Regions from separate parts of the Homo sapiens genome. Here region 1 is linked to region 2. Evidence: read pairs that join two places in POLR2A ChIA-PET (ENCODE). Cell type or tissue: A673. All regions are shown on one strand. Links, peaks and the distances in the headings refer to the core of each region. The heading gives the core; the rest is flanking DNA. Region 1 overlaps CAT (catalase). Region 2 overlaps CAPRIN1 (cell cycle associated protein 1).

What was found. ChIA-PET counts read pairs that join two places held together with the same protein. Peaks named below come from ENCODE experiments on the same cell type or tissue, not always from the same donor. Only the 100,000 strongest peaks of a DNase experiment are listed, where the experiment ranks them.
Region 1: POLR2A ChIA-PET joins it to region 2 with 9 read pairs; 2 of 35 experiments call an interaction of 5 or more read pairs at or near these places.

What each region holds. Positions count from the first base shown.
Region 1 is chr11:34,443,155-34,450,410 of GRCh38, reverse strand. CAT (catalase) reads right to left here. Exons shown (of 13, transcript NM_001752.4): 2 at 1,048-1,219. Among named protein-coding and RNA genes, the nearest start is that of CAT, 7.8 kb to the right of the region's middle. In A673, for the core only: no CTCF peak of the experiment used is centred there; no DNase peak of the experiment used is centred there.
Region 2 is chr11:34,083,707-34,095,723 of GRCh38, reverse strand. CAPRIN1 (cell cycle associated protein 1) reads right to left here. Exons shown (of 19, transcript NM_005898.5): 10 at 9,505-9,660; 11 at 9,311-9,419; 12 at 6,268-6,329; 13 at 5,435-5,545; 14 at 5,046-5,195; 15 at 3,668-3,818. Among named protein-coding and RNA genes, the nearest start is that of NAT10, 16 kb to the left of the region's middle. In A673, for the core only: no CTCF peak of the experiment used is centred there; a DNase peak (open chromatin) is centred at 8,626; H3K27ac peaks cover 541 bases.

The sequences.
Region 1 (7,256 bases), core at 1,785-5,784, 360 kb before region 2:
TTCACTTTCTTTCAAATACCACCCCCATCTTTTGTGTCTGATATAACAGCGATAAAGAAAGTTTTACAGAAATTGTTGGAAAAAAGGAAAGGAAAAATCATCACAAACCCACCACCCTAACATAACTACCCCAAATTTTGCAGCTCATTCCAGTAATTACCCAGTAAGTACATCATTTAAACTTAGTTGCAATTGCAGTGCATGTGTCTATGTCTGTATTTCTGTACAGCAGGTCCTCAAACAACATTGTTTTGTTCAACGTTGTTTCATTATAACGTTGATGAGAAAAAAATCTATTCCTAGCTGAGGCCACCATCTGTGTGGAGTCTGCATGTTCTCCCCATGTCTAGATAGGTTTTCTCCTGGTACTCCAGCTTCCCCCCACATCCCAAAGATGTGCGTGTTAGGTGAACTGGCATGTCTGAATGGTCCCAGTGTGAGTCCACCCTGCAATGGACAGCATCCTGTCCAGGGCTGGCTCTTGCCTTGTACCCCAACCTGCCAGGACAGGCTCTGGCCTCCCACCACCTTGAACTGGAATAAGCTAGTAAATAACTATCTTATTTTACTAATCTTTCTTAAAGGTATGTATGGCTCACATTTATTTCAATGTTTAATATAAGAGGTATTTTGAGTCTCTATTTAGAAGTTTGATGATGTTTTATCAATCAGAAATATGCCATAGGAACTTAACTCTTGCTTACGTCAATTAGCCTATCATAAAATTGGTTTCATTACATGTCGTTTAAAGTCAAAGTTTCCAAGAACCTATTGATGTTAAGTGAGGACTTATTGTATTTTTATTCCTTCAATGATGGGAGAAATGGAAGACTGCTATTTTTAAAAGAAACTATTTTATATATAATGTTTAACCTGAGGAAATAACCATCATTTATTTACTAATTTCCCTACTGCTGGATGTTTTTCCTTTCTCCCACAAATGGAGATTTGACACTTGTGTTAAAGGTCTTCCAATCCTTTGGGAAATAACACTTGACCCAGGTGCTGTGAAACAATCTTTTTACAGCAAATAAACACAGCACTTACCTGCTCCTTTAGCATGCACAACTCTCTCAGGAATTCTCTCTCGGTCAAAATGAGCCATTTCATCAGTGAAAACCACATCCTGAACAAGAAGGGGCCCACGGGGCCCTACTGTAATAACATTAAGTTTGTCTCCTACTGGGTTACCAGCTCCAGTGGTCAGGACATCAGCTTTCTACAGGAACACAGAAAGAAAGTGCAGGAGAGTTAGCACAATCAAACCTTTCATTTACACTGTCACGGGTACATAGCTTTGCAATGTTTATACCATCTGCCCTCTTTTTTAATTTCCTGTGTCCAAAGTACTAAAATCTGACAGGATGGGCCATTGCCTGAAACTTTTAGTGATGCCCCAGAAACCCTTGACAAATCTCAACACTAATCTGCTAAGAAACTTGCTCTGAAGAGCAGAAAGATGATTTTGGAGCCTGAAAATGTGCTCAGCACCTGCTCCAGAGAAAGCCACTGGGTTCTGCAAAGCTCCCAGTCAGAGAGGTGCCCAAAAGCGTCCTACAAGCTTAACAGTGAAATGTCCAATCCAGCAATGAGAAGACGGTCTCCAGGGAAGCTGTGCTGGTCAATACTTTACTCAGAACTTACAAACGCTTTATTACTGCCACGATCTTCAAGTGCGCTACCTTGTTTAGTGCATCTCAAGAAATGTACACCAGCTATTTGCAACATCTCTTTTCAATTAAAAAAAAAAAGTCAATGGCTTTCACTGTCACTAAAAGTAAACTGTTACTGGTAAGGTGGATTATAGTATTAATGTTTTAAAGATAGCAAATGTCTCTGAAATGGGATAGGTTATTTTACTGTAATAAATAATTAATTTTAATCCACCTGATTCTCCAATTTCAGTTACATCAGAAGACACTCAGCTGTCCCTCCTCTAGGGTTAGAGCGGCATTCTTCTAGCCCCACATGATCCTGGAAGCTCATAGCTTCATCTAGTTCCATGGTCAGAGAATACTTTTGACCACAGACAACTGCCTCTGCAGTGTCTTCCCCGGGTCACTGGAAATCAGGAGAGACACGTAAGTGACGCAAAGCTACGCCACCTCCACCTGGGAGAGGAACTCAACGCTGTCTATGACAAAACTCAACAGACCAACTTCACACACAGAGAAAAGCACTATTTTTAGTATTTCCACACACCTAGAGTGGAGTCTGTAGTTTTACTCCCCATGCATGTCTGTCCTGTACATTAAAATAAATTCCTGCCTCTTCTCTAGAAGGCAATACGGTGGGGAGTAGGCACTTACAAAACCACAAAAGATCTGTGAGCTGTTTGAAAAAAGATATTGAATAAAGGAGACCGTGCAATTTGCAAAACTAATAAACAAGACCCTCTCACACACTAGTAAATGCCCTTGCCACTAGAGTTATATCTTCATCCAAGTAGGAAGAGGCCAACATGGCAGCAGGGAGAAACTATGAGTGCCAGCACTAGAGCCTGGGTCCAACTTCCAGTTCTACCAATTACCAGCTATGTAGCTGCTGGTAAGTTACTTATTTATGAGTCTCCATTTTCATCTGCAAAATAGAATAATAAGTACCTCCTAAGGTTAACACATGAATTAAAAGAGTTAAATGTAAAATGCAAGCCACACATTCAACACATATATGCTGTCACTTCACTGGCTGTGAGAACATGACCTCGCAGCAGAAGGAGCAAAGCATTTGAAGTTTTATTTTTCTAGTAATCATGACAGATGCATACTCCTCCATCCACACTCTCTCACTCTACCATCTCTGTCCCTAAACCCATCTAGCAAAGCCCCTTCTAAACTGTCACAGTTTAAGGGTCCAATCAACACTTACCACCCAGTCACATCACTCTTTTGAAGATACATATGTTGCTAATACGTGTGACCCTCTGTGACGTGCTAATACGTGTTACCCTCTGTAGGTTTATTTTTAATTTAAAGTAGAAAATGAACCAGAAAAAAAATTTCTACTTTCTAAAGTAGAAAATGAACCAGAAAAAGAGCAATTTCACCTTTAGTTTAAACCTAAAGCCTTGGTTTTCAACCTTGGCAATGCACTAAAATCACCTGAGGAGCTTTTTAAAGCCTCCTGATGCCTGGGCCATCCCCCCTAGAGATGTCTGATAGAAGTGCCCTGGGTGAGGCCTGGGCTATTTTTAAATGACTCCTGTTCAAGCTAGGATTGAAAACCACTAACCTAGAACTATTGGGTGATAACAAAGTTAAAATAATTAGAGAGCCAGAGCAAACCAAATCTGTTCACTCTTTAAATGCTCTTTTCAACTTACAAACAAGGTATTTAAGGAAGCCTTTAAAAAATAAAGGGACATCCAGGCTGGGCGCGGTGGCTCACACCTGTAATCCCAACACTTCGGGAGGCTGCAGCAGGTGGATCACCTGAGATCAGGAGTTCGAGACCAGCCTGACCAACATGGAGAAACCCTGTCTCTACTAAAAATACAAAATTAGTACCAGGTGCAGTGGAGGGGTGACTGTAGTCCCAGCTACTCGGGAGGCTGAGGCAGGAGAATCGCTTGAACCCAGCAGGCGGAGGTTGCGGTGAGCTGAGATCGTGCCATTGCACTCCAGCCTGGGCAACAGCAGCGAAACTCCGTCTCAAAAAAAAAAAGGGGGGGACATCCCATAAAAGGTACAAGTATGAGAAAAGATACCAAGAAGCTCAGTAAAAGGAACGCTAAACAGATGAGAGTGTTATTTACATGCCAGCATTCTTAACGTGGGGAGGGAGCTGCCCCTAAGGCAGAGATGAGAGCACATCACATGTTCCCTTCTGGTTACCGGGTCAGGGTGATATGGTCAAGAATAAATACCACACCCAAAGGCAGCAGGTGCAGAGTTGGATAAATGAATAAAGTACTAAAGCTTGAGGTGGTCTTTCCTGATGACACTGACTATTAAGAGTGGGAATGCTGGAATTATGGCAGTCCTCCCTCCTGCCCAATGAAGGAATCCCCTCCTTAACATCAATCCTGTTAAGAAATGAAACCTGAGTTTTTAAGTTACAAATGGAGGCTTCAGAATCTCTTCCATTTCCCCACTCTAACAGTTAGATCAATTGTCCTCATTTATATAACAGCTTTCCCCACAAGCTCATGTATATACAATTTACCTTCAAAGCCAGTGGGGCAGGAAAGCTTCAACAGTCAGCAACAGAAAAGGGAAGCCAGGGAGCAAAAACTAGAAAGGAAAAGATCCCCCAACTTCAGGGGATGTTTAGCGCAACATTGGATAAGAGGAACTGATCTAAACTGAAAGATAGAGTATTAATATTAGAAGGTGAGGAGCAGGATGCGGTGTATTTAAGATGAAAATAATTAATGCAATGAAGATTTACTAGATGAAATGAGAGGGTGGGGCTAGAAAACGGACCACGCAAGTTATCTCACTTAAGCCTGTCAATAATCCAGAGATCAATATTATTAATCCCATTTAATGGGCGATACTACAAACTCAGAAAACTTAAGTAACTTTGCAGAGATGTCAGTGTTGTGGCACAGGTTTACTTGTTACATGTAACACGTAAGGACAGGCAAAGAGATTTCCTCCAACTTGCAATTATTGTTTTTAACTCAATGAATAACTTTAGAGCCAGAATATTTTTAAAGAGAGAAAAGCTTCTCTATGGCTGGATAATTTTAAGACCTCTCTCTGGAGAGGTCCTTGTTAACATGTTTACATCTTCCTGGCTGCTAGCTCCCATGACATCCATACGTACCTCTCCTGAACTGCTCTCTCTACCCTGCCCCACACCACTCATGAAGCAGGGCCAAGGGCATCTTCTTGTGCCCCATATAACAAAATATTGTAATTGCCTGTTTATGTCACTGTTTTTCTTTTTTTTTTTTTTTTTTTTTTTTTTTGAGATGGAGTCTCGCTCTATTGCCCAGGCTGGAGTGCAGTGGCATGGTCTCAGCTCACTGTAACCTCCACCTCCTCCCGGGTTCAAGCAATTCTCCCGTCTCAGCCTCCCAAGTAGTTGGGATTACAGGCGACCACCACCACACCCAGCTAATTTTTGTATTTTTAGTAAAGACAGGGTTCCATCATGTTGGCCAGGCTGATGATCTCAAACTCCTGACCTCAAGAAATCCGCCCATCTTGGCCTCCCAAAGTGCTGGGATTATAGGCGTGAGCCACCGCGCCCAGCCTGTCACTATTTTTCCTCTCTAGACTGTGTACTCCTTTTACATCTATATACCTGATCCCTAATACACTGCTCAATATACTAACAAACATAAAACAAATGTGTGTGGATTCAGCATGCAAATAAACTAAACCACGGACCAATATGATATGGCCAAGAGCCTTTCTAACAAGCAGGAGGAAGCAGCAACAGTCTATCCCTCTCCCTGCATCGCCCCTCCAAAAAATGAGAGAAATATTTTAATTTATAAATTCTGATCAAACACCTTTAGACACACTTGTTATGAAAACTGCCACAGAAATTAGCTTGGCTAAAAACTAGCACAATTATTAGAAGTAGGGACTTAAAGTAAAATTCTATTTTGACTTTGCTGCCTTTATAGGCTTCTTTTGGCCAGAGCTAATACATAAATGAAGAAGTTTTCCTGGGAGGAGTAAGGTTGGCTTCATCTGGTGAAATATTTTATCAACATATTACACTTTCCACTTAGTAGTTCCCTTCACTCACAGAAGTTTCAAGAACCTAAACATATTCTTCCACTTTTAATTAAAAGATTGGTTAATGCAAATTGCCCATCAGTCCCAGAGGAGTCATAATGACGTCTTTTCATTCTGTGATAAAGAATGTGCCTAGCGTTTTCTAGCAAATAACTGCCTAACATTCTCCATTTATTCAACAAAGATTCAAGTGCCTACAACGTATACACCCACGTACAGGAAACCAAAGACTGTCCTGACCTTCAAATTTCTTGGTCTGTGGGAAAATAATAAGGGTGGTCTAGATATTGACTGCTGTGGAAGCTAAAGCAATTCCGTCTTAGATACTGATCCACCATGCTGACTTCTGATTAACTCCAGTTTTAAGATTTCCAGTTTATCTATTATTCCTTGTGAAAGAGCCCCTATTTACTATAAATCCTGCCCTGAGGTCAAACAACCTTGACATTATCATACTTCAGTCATGCCATACCTCCCTTCTGAATCGCCCTTCCCTATGGTATTAAGCCCTGGGTCTGAGGGGTAATGGTATGGGATCCACCATCTTGTCTCGCCAACACGCAAGACACAGACATGGTTTCTGGTCCTAAGTCCCTACTAAACATTTCTTTCTGAGAAACTTGATTTGTCAGCCTCTTTCTTTGGCCTCTCAGCTTCCTCAGACTTTGGGGGTAGGTTTGCATAGACCTACCCACCATGCAAAAGCTAAAAAAAAGAAATGAAACCTTAAAAATTTCTGTCCCATCTCCCATAGTCTCTCCCACTGCACATAATGACTTAGCGATTCCATACCTAGGTATATTTCAGGAGAAATGAAAGCACATGTGGACCAAGGGTTAAGTCACTCAGTCACCCCTTCTCCATCCCAAATGTTAGCAGTGTAACATCAATGCAGTTATTACCAGGATTACCCTAAAAAAATATAGACCCTCACAGGCTATAATGCATAGGCAACTCACTGACAGAAATGGATAGTCTAAGACTTAACCTCTCTCCCAGGTAATAAGAGAACTGTATAAAAAGGTAAGGTTTGAAATGTTCAAATTCTCCCATTTTAAAGGGATCAGAGGCTACTTATTAACATTTCCCATTTACCCCCAAGAAAAGAGCACTGGCAGCAAGCTGCACTTAAAAAAAAAAAAAGGAAATGGGTTAAAGGTAAGTATCTCAAAAGAAGAGCCCATGGCATTCTAAGCAGTGAGCAATAAAGTTCCCATTTAAGTTCCCTTCAAAGTGGCTGGGAATACCTGCACAACCACCTCCCTCCTGCCAAGAGAGAAAAAGAAATAAGAATTTTTAAGTGGATCGAGGTCATACTCATGAACACATCTGACTCAATGCTCACTTATTAAAGTTTACAAAACTCCCAATTCACCTGTCAGCAAACCAAATCTGACCACAGAAGATACGCCCAATAAATTGCTTTCACATGGTTGACTGTGTTTCCAAAATAGGACACTCTGATTCTTGAGAGAGGAGGCAACAGAGTGTTCGCCTATAGTAGTCCCAAACCATAAAGCTCTCCTAGATCAGTAAAGCATCACAACTAATTGGGAAGTG
Region 2 (12,017 bases), core at 6,880-10,879:
TATAATTCAAAGAGGAGAAAAAAATAGGGTGCTAAAAGTACCTTTGGGAGGTGAGGAAGGCAACAGAACAAAGGAAGGCCCACACACTAACAACAAGGGTCAGAAGCTGCTGGCCAACCCAAATCTCCCCTTTTGGGGCAGAGAGAAAAGCAGCTGTATGACTCTTGAAAATCTTTACTTGACCTATTTTACACCCTTAAGAAACTCCAAATACATTAATAGTTGTTAGAATCCTATTTTACGATGAAAGCACTAGGGAATACCTAGAGAAAAAGAGAGAGCCACTGCTCCTCTTGAATTACTTAGTAAACCAACTACATCGGTGTCATCTTTTTACATAGATTGCCTTTTATTATATTCCCAAAATTTAAAATTGTAAGTGAATGACAAATACACATAACATTTTCCTTGTAAAATGGTTCATGTGTATCCATGTACAAAGTAGCCAAAAGAACTGAATTTTAGAATCATTTTATCAATAACAGCTTTTAATCTTGATCAAATCTCACTGTAAGAAATTCATAGCCAGGCTGGGTGTAGTGGCTCACACTGGTAATCCCAGCACTTTGGGAGGCCAAGCTGAGCAGATTACTTGAGCTCAGGAGTTTGAGACCAGCTGGGCAACACAGTGAGACCCCATCTCAACAACAACAACAACAACAAAATACAAAAAATTAGCCAGGCATGGTGGTGCATGCCTGTGGTCCCAGCTACTTGGGAGGCTGAGGTGAGAGGATGGCTTAAGCCTGGAAGGAAGAAGTTGTAGTGAGCCGAGATCGTACCACTGCACTCCAGCCTGGGAGACAAGAGCAAGACTCTGTCTCAAAAAATGAAAGGAAAAAGGAAAGGAAAGAAAGGAAGAAACTCACAGCATAATAACTTAAGTGTGATCTTTATTTTATTTAATTTTCACTTTTAAGACAAGGTCTAGCTCTCTCACCCAGTACTGCTGAGGTTGGAGTTCAGTCAAATAATCTTGGCTCACTGCAACCTTGAACTCCTGGGCTCAAGTGATCCTCCGGCCTTAGCCTCCTGAGTAGCTACAACTACAGGCATTCACCACCTCACCCTGCTAATTTCTGTATTTATTTTATAGAGGTGGGGCTCTGTGTTGCCCAGGCTGGTCTCAAACTCCTGGTCTCAAGTGGGCCTCCCAAAGAGCTGGGATTACAGGCGTGAGCCACCACACCCAGCCTTCATTTTATTTTAAAATACCCAAATTCCTACTTAAATTTTGGTAAAGTATAAACTTGTAGGCCATTTTAAAAAGCCAAAGATTCTGTCATGTTGTTCCTGATTAGACACTAATTCAAAATAAAATTTCTAAAATGATGGGACATACTGAAATGATTTCTTCAACAAATATCAGGCCGGGAATGGTGGCTCACGCCTGTAATCCCAGCACTTTGGAAGGCCGAGGCGGGTGGATCACCTGAGGCCTGAGGCAGGAGGCCGAGGCAGGAGAATCGCTTGAACCCAAGCGATTGAACCTAAGAGGCGGAGGTTGCAGTGAGCCGAGACTGCATCACTGCACTGGACAACGGCCCACAATGTATACATATTATTTCATCATGAACGCCTGGCCTCAAGCAATCCTGCCACCTCAGCCTCAAATGTAGCTGGGATTATAGGTGCCAGCCATGAAGCCCGCCCACAACGGACACACATTTCAACACATCATGCTGTATACCATAAATACACATATATATAGTTTCTACTTCTCAATTAAAAATAAACAAATGAACTTTTTTTAAAAAAATAGAAAAAGCAATCCATGTACTTATCAGTGGGAGAAAGTTTTCGGCAAGAAGGAAAGTAAGTATGAAGGCCCTGAGATTAAAGAGAACTTGCTGCGTATGTGACTGGTGTTCGAGACCAGCCTGGACAATATGGTGAAACCCTCTCTCTACTAAAAATACAAAAAAAAAAAAAATTAGCCAGGCATGGTGGCCTGTGCTACTTGGGAGACTGAGGTAGGAGGATCCCTTGAACCCAGAAGCAGAGGTTACAGTGAGCCATGGTGATCACACCACTAGTTTTTATCATTTGGAAGCTGAGCATAGTATAACTGATAACTTCTATCAGAGTATGGAAGATTCGAGCTTCATATTAGTGATACTGAATACTACAGGATGTGTAAGAATTTACTACTGAAAAATCTAATGCTGATCCAAGTTTACCAAGAAATTGAATAATTAGAAAATTTTACAACTTTTCAAAATCGGGCTGACAAAATGAAAGTATTAACTCCTCTGACTGCTGGTTTGTTGTGGGATTCCAATTAAATTCTGAGGAATTAAAGAACTAAAGAAGACATCATGGTGGCTCATGCCTATAAGGTAGAGGTGGGAGGACTGCTGGAGGCCCTGAGTTTGAGAAAAGCCTGCAGTCCAAGCTACTTGTGGGGAGTTAAAGGCTCCAGTACAGGATTTGAGCCCCAGAGTTAAAGGCTCCAGTATCTGATTACACCACTGCACTCCAACCTGGGCAACAGACAGAGACCCCATTTCTTAAAAAAATATATATATAAAAAAAAATCTAAAGTATCTCTATCGAGCTAGACAAGGTAGTTCATGCCCATAATCCCACCACTCTGGGAGACAGAGACAATAAGTTCGCTCAAGGCAAGGAGTTGGAGATCAGCCTGGCATCATAGTGAGCTCCTGGAGACCCTATCTCTACAAAAAAAAAAAAAAAATTAGCCAGCCATGGCGGTAAGCACCTGTAGTCCCAACTACCAACTACTCAGGAGGCTGAGGGAGGAGGATCATTGAGCCCAGGAGTTTGAGGCTGCAGTGAGTTATGCTGGCATCACTGCACTCCAGCCCGGGCAACAAAGTGAGAACCTGTCTCAAATACATAAAAGCGTCCCTACCTACATTACTATCGTGACAGGTATGGTAACTAGCCAAATTATGACCTTACTTGACAAAATAGATTATGTTTCAACCCAGTCCACGAAATGCAGCCACCATGAGTTTTTTCTTAACTTTGTCTAACTGACTCAATGCCAGATATCATGCTAAAAGCCTTCAATCAATTAACAATTAAAAGTATAGTTTATCACCAGGTGCAATGGCTCACGCCTTTAATTCCAGCACTTTGGGAGGCTGAGGTGGGCAGATCACGTGAGCTCAGAAGTTCAAGACAAGCCTGGGCAACATGGTGAAACCCCAACTTTACCAAAAATACAAAAAATTAGCTGGACGTGGTGGCACATGCGTGTATTCCCAAGCTACTTGGGAGGCTGAGGTAGGGAGGATTGCTTGTGTCCAGGAGGCAGAGGTTGCAGTAAGCCGAGATCACGGCACTGCGCTCCAGCCTGGGTGACAGAGTGAGACCCCATCTCAAAAAAAAAAAAAAAAGTACACTTTATGGTAATTCAAGTAACAAATTTAATTCCATATAAATTATACAATGCAACAGGGATATTATGTAAGTTCAGTGACAAAAGGAAAATGGCTATAAAGCCTCCAAAAATTGCACATAATTCACATATACAAGTACAGACTCAATTTAACTCATGATCTGAAATGAAAAATTCATATGGTCTGCTACTAAAACAGAAACTCTTGGACACCACCACTCTGAAGTCTAAACTGTCCTAACACTGTCAATAACTGTGCTGGAAAGCAAGGAGCCAATGAGGTGACACTGGATTTCGTACCTGTTTGAAGCTGTTCTTGCTGAAGCTCTGTTTGTTCTACTTGGTGAGGCTGACTAGAAAAGCTCTGGTTATAACTGGCCTGGTACTGATTTTGCTGTTTTAAAGTTTCTGGTTCATTAACAGGAGGAACTGGGGCATTCATATTGAACACCTGTTAGTAAATAAAGTAAATGATTAGTTCATCCTTTTATTCTCTGGTTTATAACATGGCCAAACTCAATGGTGGTTTTACCTCAGACATAAATAAAGACATCACAGAGGTCTCAAACACAAAAACATCACACACACATACAAAAATCCCTCCAAGTGATTCAATGTGGAAAAAGACATATATACCATATAGTACTTAAAGGGGAGTATAATATGCTGTGAAATGGAAGTAGGGAATTAAAAAAAATAAAAAGACATGCAATCAGCAGCCTTGGAAATGCTTTTACATATATGAGAAATCTTTTTAAAAGACAAACTCTGGCCTGGCACAGTGGCTCACACCTGTAATCCCAGCACTTTGGGAGGCTGAGGCAGGCAGATCATCTGAAGCCAAAAGTTCAAGACCAGCCTGGCCAACATGGTGAAACCCCGTCTCTACTAAAAATACAAAAATTAGCTGGGCATGGTGGCTTATGCCTGGAGTGTCAGCTACTCCAAAGGCTGAGGCATGAGAATCGCTTGAACCCAGGAGGCGGATATTGCAGTGAGCTGAGATCACGCCACTACACTCCAGCCTGGGCGACGGAGCAAGACTTTGTCTCAAAAAATAAATAAATAAGACAAACTCCTGGATGCAGTACCACTTACAGAAGTTTGTTCTATGAACTTTAACAGGGTTGAATGTTTTTTCATTTTTATTAACATATTAATCAAAAGTTATTTTAATATTTAATCTTATGAACTTTCCTCTCAGCACCGATTTAGCTGCACCCCACAGATTATAGTATTATTATTATTTTCTAGAAATTCTCTAAAGGTGCTTGCTCAAGAATCAAGGTAAAGCATAACATCTGAAACTTCAAAATACTTCAGTAAAATAAAAGATTAAGCAAACAGGGCAACTATTAAATCTAGGTAATGATTATATGGATGTTATATTAGTCTATTTCTCTGAATGTTTAAGCTTTTGTTAATCAAATCAAAAGGGTAAAACTACAAATTAAGATGATACAGGCACATCACTCATAAGGCTAAAATTTATCTCTAGAATATCCGTTAGTATCAGTTAATCTCTGGAATAATCAGTTTATGTTCAATTAAATATACCCTACAGTTAATGAAAGATGCAGACTCAAGCACAGTTAAATGAAGACCTTTAAAAAAGAAAAGAAAATCTACCATGATTCATATTACATACTAGGCAATTAATGTTAGTTAATTTGCTTACCGTTTGCATGGATTGGAATGGAGCTGCATTTACATTGATTCCACTGCTATGTAAAGGTTTGCTTGTCCCAGCCTGAAATACTTGAGGCTGAGACGCAGCAGGAAGGGATGATGATGCTGTAGTCTGGTCTGTATTTAAAGAGATTGTTGCCTAAACACAAAGTGAATAGATGCACTTTAGCGGTAAACTAAACTTAGCCAAACAAAAAGTGAACAGATGTACTAAAGTGGTAAATTAATCTCAAACTTATATGTATTAACAAACTCAAATATTTCATGAAAGCAAAGTAGGTCCAAAAAGAAGAATCATTATATTAATGGTAATGTACATCTGTTCAATTCATGAGTAAGTGCCTCATCAAATGTATGTGACCCGGTAACAGAACTTGCCTGAATCTGATCAATTGGTTCCTTCTGTGGTCGTTGCTCTGTAGCATGAGAAGGCTGGTACAAGGGTTGAGATGCTGTGTACCCCTCACTTGTGGATGATACCAAAGGAACCTAGACATAAGTAAAGAAATAAAAGCTTCTTCCTGCTTACAAAATTGACTGTTAAAAAAACAAGTTACCTCTAAGACGCATAAGGCTAAGAAATAGATACAACTGCTAAAGAAGGGAGAAATTAATATTACCATCTCTCTTTAAATTTGTATAATATAAAACCTAAAAATTGCAAAAATATATATATTTTTGAAGCTCGACGTTAAATAAACCCAAGTCTCGTTATAAAAGCCCTCCACAAGTACTTCTAAGATGGAGAAATCTGCACTAAATTTTAGAATTATGTCTAAACTATGTCTTCTGAAATTCTCAGTTCTAAATAAAAAAGGCTTATTATATTATAATACATTATTTAAAATGCAAGACTTAAGAAAAACTTAAAAAGTCATCAAGAGGAAAAATGAACCTAAACATAAAAATAAAGGCTGACAGCTATCCACAACAATAAATTTGCTGAATTCCAACAGAAGACTTGGACACTGATGAAATTCTTATTTTCTTTCATAAGCTAAGAAAGAAACCAAGGAACCAATTAAAACAAAAGTGAAAAAATATTTTTTAATTATTTTTTTAAAATAGAGATGGTGTCTCGCTACACTGCCCAGACTGGTCTTGAACTCCTGACCTCAAGTGATCCTCCCATCTCAGCCTCCTAAAGTACTAGGATTATAGGTACGAGCCACCTAACCTGGCCCTGAAGAAAATAGTTTTATCACTCTTACCTGTGTCGCTTCTGGTTGTACAGGAACTTGATTAGGCTGAGCAAGTCTAGATTCAGAATGAACTGCAAAGGTGACCAAAACATTTTTGTCAAACAAAATTAAATTTTTAGAGAGACGCGTCTAAATACCTTTTATTTCGCTATTAAAGGCTTTTTTTTTTTTTTTTTTTTTTTGCGGGGGGGGGGGGGGGGGGAGTGTCTCACTCTGTCACCCAGGCTGGAGTACAGTGATGTGATCTTAGCTCACTGCAACCTCTGCCTCCCAGGCTCAAGTGATCCTCCCACCTCAGCCTCCCAAGTAGCTGTGACTACAGGTGTGTGCCACCACACTCGGATAATATTTGTATTTTTAGTAGAGACAGGGTTTCGCCATGTTGCCCAGGCTGGTCTCAAACTCCTAGGCTCAAGCAATCTGCCCACCTCAGCCTCCCAAAGTGCTGGGATTATAGGAATGAACCACCATGCCCAGCAATTAAAGGTAAATTTCTATAGCCAAACCATAAATAAACTTTTTAGCAATCATGAAAGTAAATTGGGAAATGCAGATAAAATTTTAGCTTTCAAGTGAGCATTTTGGTTTACCGGCAGTGGTTATTATTTAATAGTTTACTTTCACAATTGGTTTCATCTTGTTTTTTCCAAAAGTAAAGTAAAATGTTAATAGAATGCACTAACAAATAATCAGTGCCATGAAAAAAGACTTTTAAAGCTGTACAATAAAGTGGCATTATTCATACTCTAGACCTCAGACAGATAGTATTCCATTTTGACCTTTTGTTTCTTCTGAAACAGGGTCTCACTGTGTTGCCCAGGCTGGAGTGCAGTGGCGCCATCATAGCTAACTGTAGTCTCAAACTCTGGGCTCAAGAAATCCTCCCACCTTGGCTTCTTGAGTAGCTGGGACTATAGATGCATGCCACCCTGCCAAGCTAACTTTTTTATTTGACTAATTTTTAATTTTTTTGTAGAGGCGAGGTCTATGTTGCTCAGGCTGGTCTCAAACTCCTGGGCTCAAGTGATCCTCCCTCCTCAGCCTCCCAAAGCACTGAGATTACAGGCATGAGCTACCATACCCGGCTCAATATATGTTAACATAACCAACTTTCAATTTCAAGTGTTTCTAGAGAAAAAGAAAATTTAAAATATGTACTTTTCGGCCAGGCACAGTGGCTCATGCTTGTAATCCCAGCACTTTGGGAGGCCGAGGCGGGTGGATCACGAGGTCAAGAGATTGACACCATCCTGGCCAACATGGTGAAACCCCATCTCTACTTAAAATACAAAAATTAGCTGGGTGTAGTGTGGTGTGTGCCTGTACTTTCAGCTACTGGGGAGGCTGAGGCAGGAGAATCCCTTGAACCCGGGAGGCAGGGGTTGCAGCGTGCCGAGCCAAGAATGCGCCACTGCACTCCAGCCTGGCGATAGAGCGAGACTGCGTCTCTAAATAAACAAATAAATAATATATACTTTTTAACAGCCTATATTCAACTCAGCATGCATCTTCTTAACAATTCCCATCACTCTCTCACCTCCCTTCCCAACAATGATTAAACAGATAATCAAAACGACGATCTTTGGTTAGTCATTTAGAAAGTACCCATTTTCACTGGAGAGTCTAATGGACTCAGCATTATGTAAATAACTAAATAGCCTTACAGGTTTTATCAGTGCTATGTATACTGACTTTCACACAACTCCCCAGCTGAGAAAACGACTTACTCTCTTCCTTTGGTAGAGCTCAGAAAATGAACACTAAAAACCATGATTGCTCTCTTGTAGGTGTCACCTTTGATCTGTTTTCTAAAACTCTTGATAGAAATGTGAGAGCCGGGCGCGGTGGCTCACGCCTGTAATCCCAGCACTTTGGGAGGCCGAGGCGGGCGGATCACGAGGTCAGGAGATCGAGACCATCCCGGCTAAAACAGTGAAACCCCGTCTCTACTAAAAATACAAAAAATTAGCCGGGTGTAGTGGCGGGCGCCTGTAGTCCCAGCTACTTGGGAGGCTGAGGCAGGAGAATGGCGTGAACCCGGGAGGCGGAGCTTGCAGTGAGCCGAGATTGCGCCACTGCACTCCAGCCTGGGCGACAGAGCGAGACTCCGTCTCAAAAAAAAAAAAAAAAAAAAAATGTGAGAGATATGAGCTCCCTTTACTTCAGAAAAATCCTAACTACCTTACACCAAATTAACTGTCATTAAACATACTTTTACTCAGCAATTTATTTTATGATATTTAACATCATGCAACATTAAATAGGTTATTTTATTTAGTTCCACTTTTGTGCAACTAAAACTGATGTGTTCTGGGAAAAACCAAGATGACTCACAATCACTAATAGTCCTGGAGAGAAGGTCCACTTAACCCAATGGAAGGCACCAACTGTATTTAGTGCTACTACTTCAAATAATGGTGTAAGTCCAGAAAGAGTCTGAAACTGTCTTGTGGTTTCTCTCTTCCCTTTGCCTCTTACATATTCCCTTACCCACTTCATTGCTGTGTATTTTTTTAAGGTAATAAAATCCAGAAATTCTCCTAGAAAGCTAAAAGCATTCAAAAAAAGGCACCTCTATTATTTTTACTCCTAGATTAATTTTGAAATTTTAAAAGCCAAGCAAAATTTCACTTGTTAAAGTTACAAAAACAGACAAAACTGGTCTATTACAGTTACAAGTACGGAAGTGGTTGCTATCGCTAGGGGTGAGGGTAACTAGTGATTGAAAGGAAACAACGTAGGTTTCTGGGGTACTGGTAATGTTTCATTTCTTAATCTAGCTGCAGGTGTTTTCAGTTTATAAAAACTCATTAAACTTGCGTATATTTTTCTATATCTACATGCCAATGAAAAGTTTAAAAATAAACAGTTATAAACTACATTTTTAATTCAAATCATAGGAACAATAACATTCTTTCTATCAAATTAAAAGACCTAAGAGTCAAAATTAAACAGTCATTAAAATAAACAAAATTTATTTTCACAATCTTTTTAAAACCTGAAAGTACTGGCCTTATATTTCTCTCTCACATAAAAATGTACCACTACTAACCTGGAGGGCAAACCAGCTGGGGCATGTCCATGTTTTGTGTTGGATTCATAGGCTGTGCAGATACAATGGCAGGATCAAGTGTCTGATTTTCAAAATCCAGCATTGAATCCTACAGGTTAAGTTAGGATAGAATAAAGTCAAATAATATAAACACTTAAACTTTCTGTTACAGAGTCTGACTAAAATGAACATACCTGTATGAAATTATAGGGACCCTGCATTTGTGCCATAAGGTCTTGTACTCGCTGTCTTCTCACAAGGGGATCTGCCTGAGCCACTGGAGTCAAAGAGTGGGGCTCTGGTACTGAAGGGGATGCAGCCTGAGGTTGCTGCTGGAGTGAATTTACCACCTAAGGTAGAAAAAAAAGGATTAGAAGGAATAGGAGAGCAAAAAAGCTCCACTCACTACCACCATGATGGGTCCCCCACACTACATAAACCATCTATACTATAAACAGAACGGGCTTTAATGCAGTTACCCAAATGAATTACATTTATGCCAAATTTAACATTCTGAAAAATGTCATCACTTCTACAGTGTTTCAGTTCCATAAGACCACTATGTAGCATTTCATGTTGATTTACTTATTTATTTATTTTTTTTTCTTTCGAGACGGAATCTAGCTCTGTAACCCAGGCTGGACAGCAGTGGCGGGATCTCGACTCACTGCAACATCCATCTCCCGGGTTCAAGCAATTCTCCTGCCTCAGCCTCTCAGGTAGCTGGGATTACAGGCACCCATCAACACACCCGGCTAATTTTTGTATTTTTAGCGGAGACAGGGTTTCACACCATATTGGCCAGGCTGGTCTTGAACTCCTGACCTTGTGACCCACCCGCCTTGGCATCCCAAGTGCTGGGAATACAGGCATGAGCCACCATGCCCAGCCTCAGATTTATTTTATAAGCTGCTTTCAAAGAAAGATTACCTGTGTTTACATCCTAAAATAATGTATTTTTCTTAAAACTGTTATGCCTTCTATAGTAACTGGATTTATATATCTATGTCAAATATATATCTATCTCACAACCTGGTACATAGCACTCAAGAAATGTTAGCTATTATTATCATCAAGATTTGGGTTTTTCCCATTCCATTTTCTCAGCCAACACCATAGGATCAAGCTTTACCAACTCATCTAAACTGCTACAGAAGCCAAAGCTCACTCTATTAGCCTTTTCCCAGCTCTAATAATTTCCTCTGCTTATTGTTCTTAGTAATTCCCTGCTCTGCAAGGAAATCCTATCTTTTATTACATCAAATTTATATTATTCTGTCTGGATTTAAAACTGGACAAGTCATACTGGTTGAAACTAGGCAAAATCAGCTATTCCCTTTATAAACAACACAGATAAAAATCACTACCAAAGCGAAACCAACAATCTGTGTAATACCAACTTCAGGATGCTCCAAAAATTCGTGGAATCTCATGTGGATAGCCTTTAGAAAGGCCCACCTACTAGATACAAAGAACAAACCACACTGGCACAGTGGCAAGTAGTATGCTCTTCTCAAATAAAATCCAAAAAATACTTAACTACAAAGCACTGTATACTGCTTCCCAACTTCTTCCTACTATGTCAATATTTACCTTGCATTCTATGTTCAATAAAACAAATATGTTAATAGTTCATTTCTACTTCTACATCCATGCTATACATCCCTATTACCTGGCTCCCCTAAAAACATACATCCCATCGACTTAGTCAAGGCTCAATGGGTTTGTACACCTCATATATACAGCTGACATTTGAACAACATGGGCTTGAACTGCACAGGTTCACTTATCCTCCAGTACTCTTGAGATGTGAAACACCTGTATATATGTGGGTCCCGCAGATACATGGCACAACTTGAGTATGAGCAGACTTCGGTGTGTGGGAGTGTCCTAAAACCAATGCCCCTGGTATAACAAGGAACAACTGTAAATCACCTCTACTAATCTTTTTGATTGATTTCTCTTCTAATCCTCCTATAACATTTCTGAACTGCATTCTTTAATTCAGCAAATATACACTATTTTGTTGGGACTTCCTGAGCAGTATTTTCATCCCAAGTACCTTTCTGGGGTAAGTGCCTACTCTCTTTACCTTACCAATGGGACATTTTGGTGCTCCAACAGAGGGATGAAGTTGCTGGCACAATTATAACATCTATGGGCCAGGCGCAGTGGCTCATGACTGTAATCCCAGCACTTTGGGAGGCTGAAACGGGCAGATCACTTGAGGTCAGGAATTCAAGACGAGCCTGGCCAAAATGGTGAAACCCCATCTCTACTGGGCAAGAGTGAGACTCTCAAAAAAAAAAAACTTTGCAATCTCTTTGGAAAATGGGTTTTTTTCTTCTTGAGACAGAGTCTCTGTCAACCAGGTTGGAATGCAGTGGCACGATCTCAGCTCACTACAACTTCTGTCTCCCCAGTTCAAGTGATTCTCGTACCTCAGCCTCCCAAGTAGCTGGGATTACAGGCATGCACCACCATGCCCAGGTTTTTGTTTGTTTTTGAAGTAGAGACTGGGTTTCACCATGCTGGCCAGGCTGGTCTCTAACTCTTGGCCTCATGTGATCCACCTGCCTCAGCCCCACAAAGTGCTGGGGTTACAGGCATGAACCACCGTGCCCGGCCAAGAGAATGGTCTTGATATAAGAATAACATATTAAAAGGAAAAGCATATTACCCTCAGCTTACAGCTATTTTCCTGCAC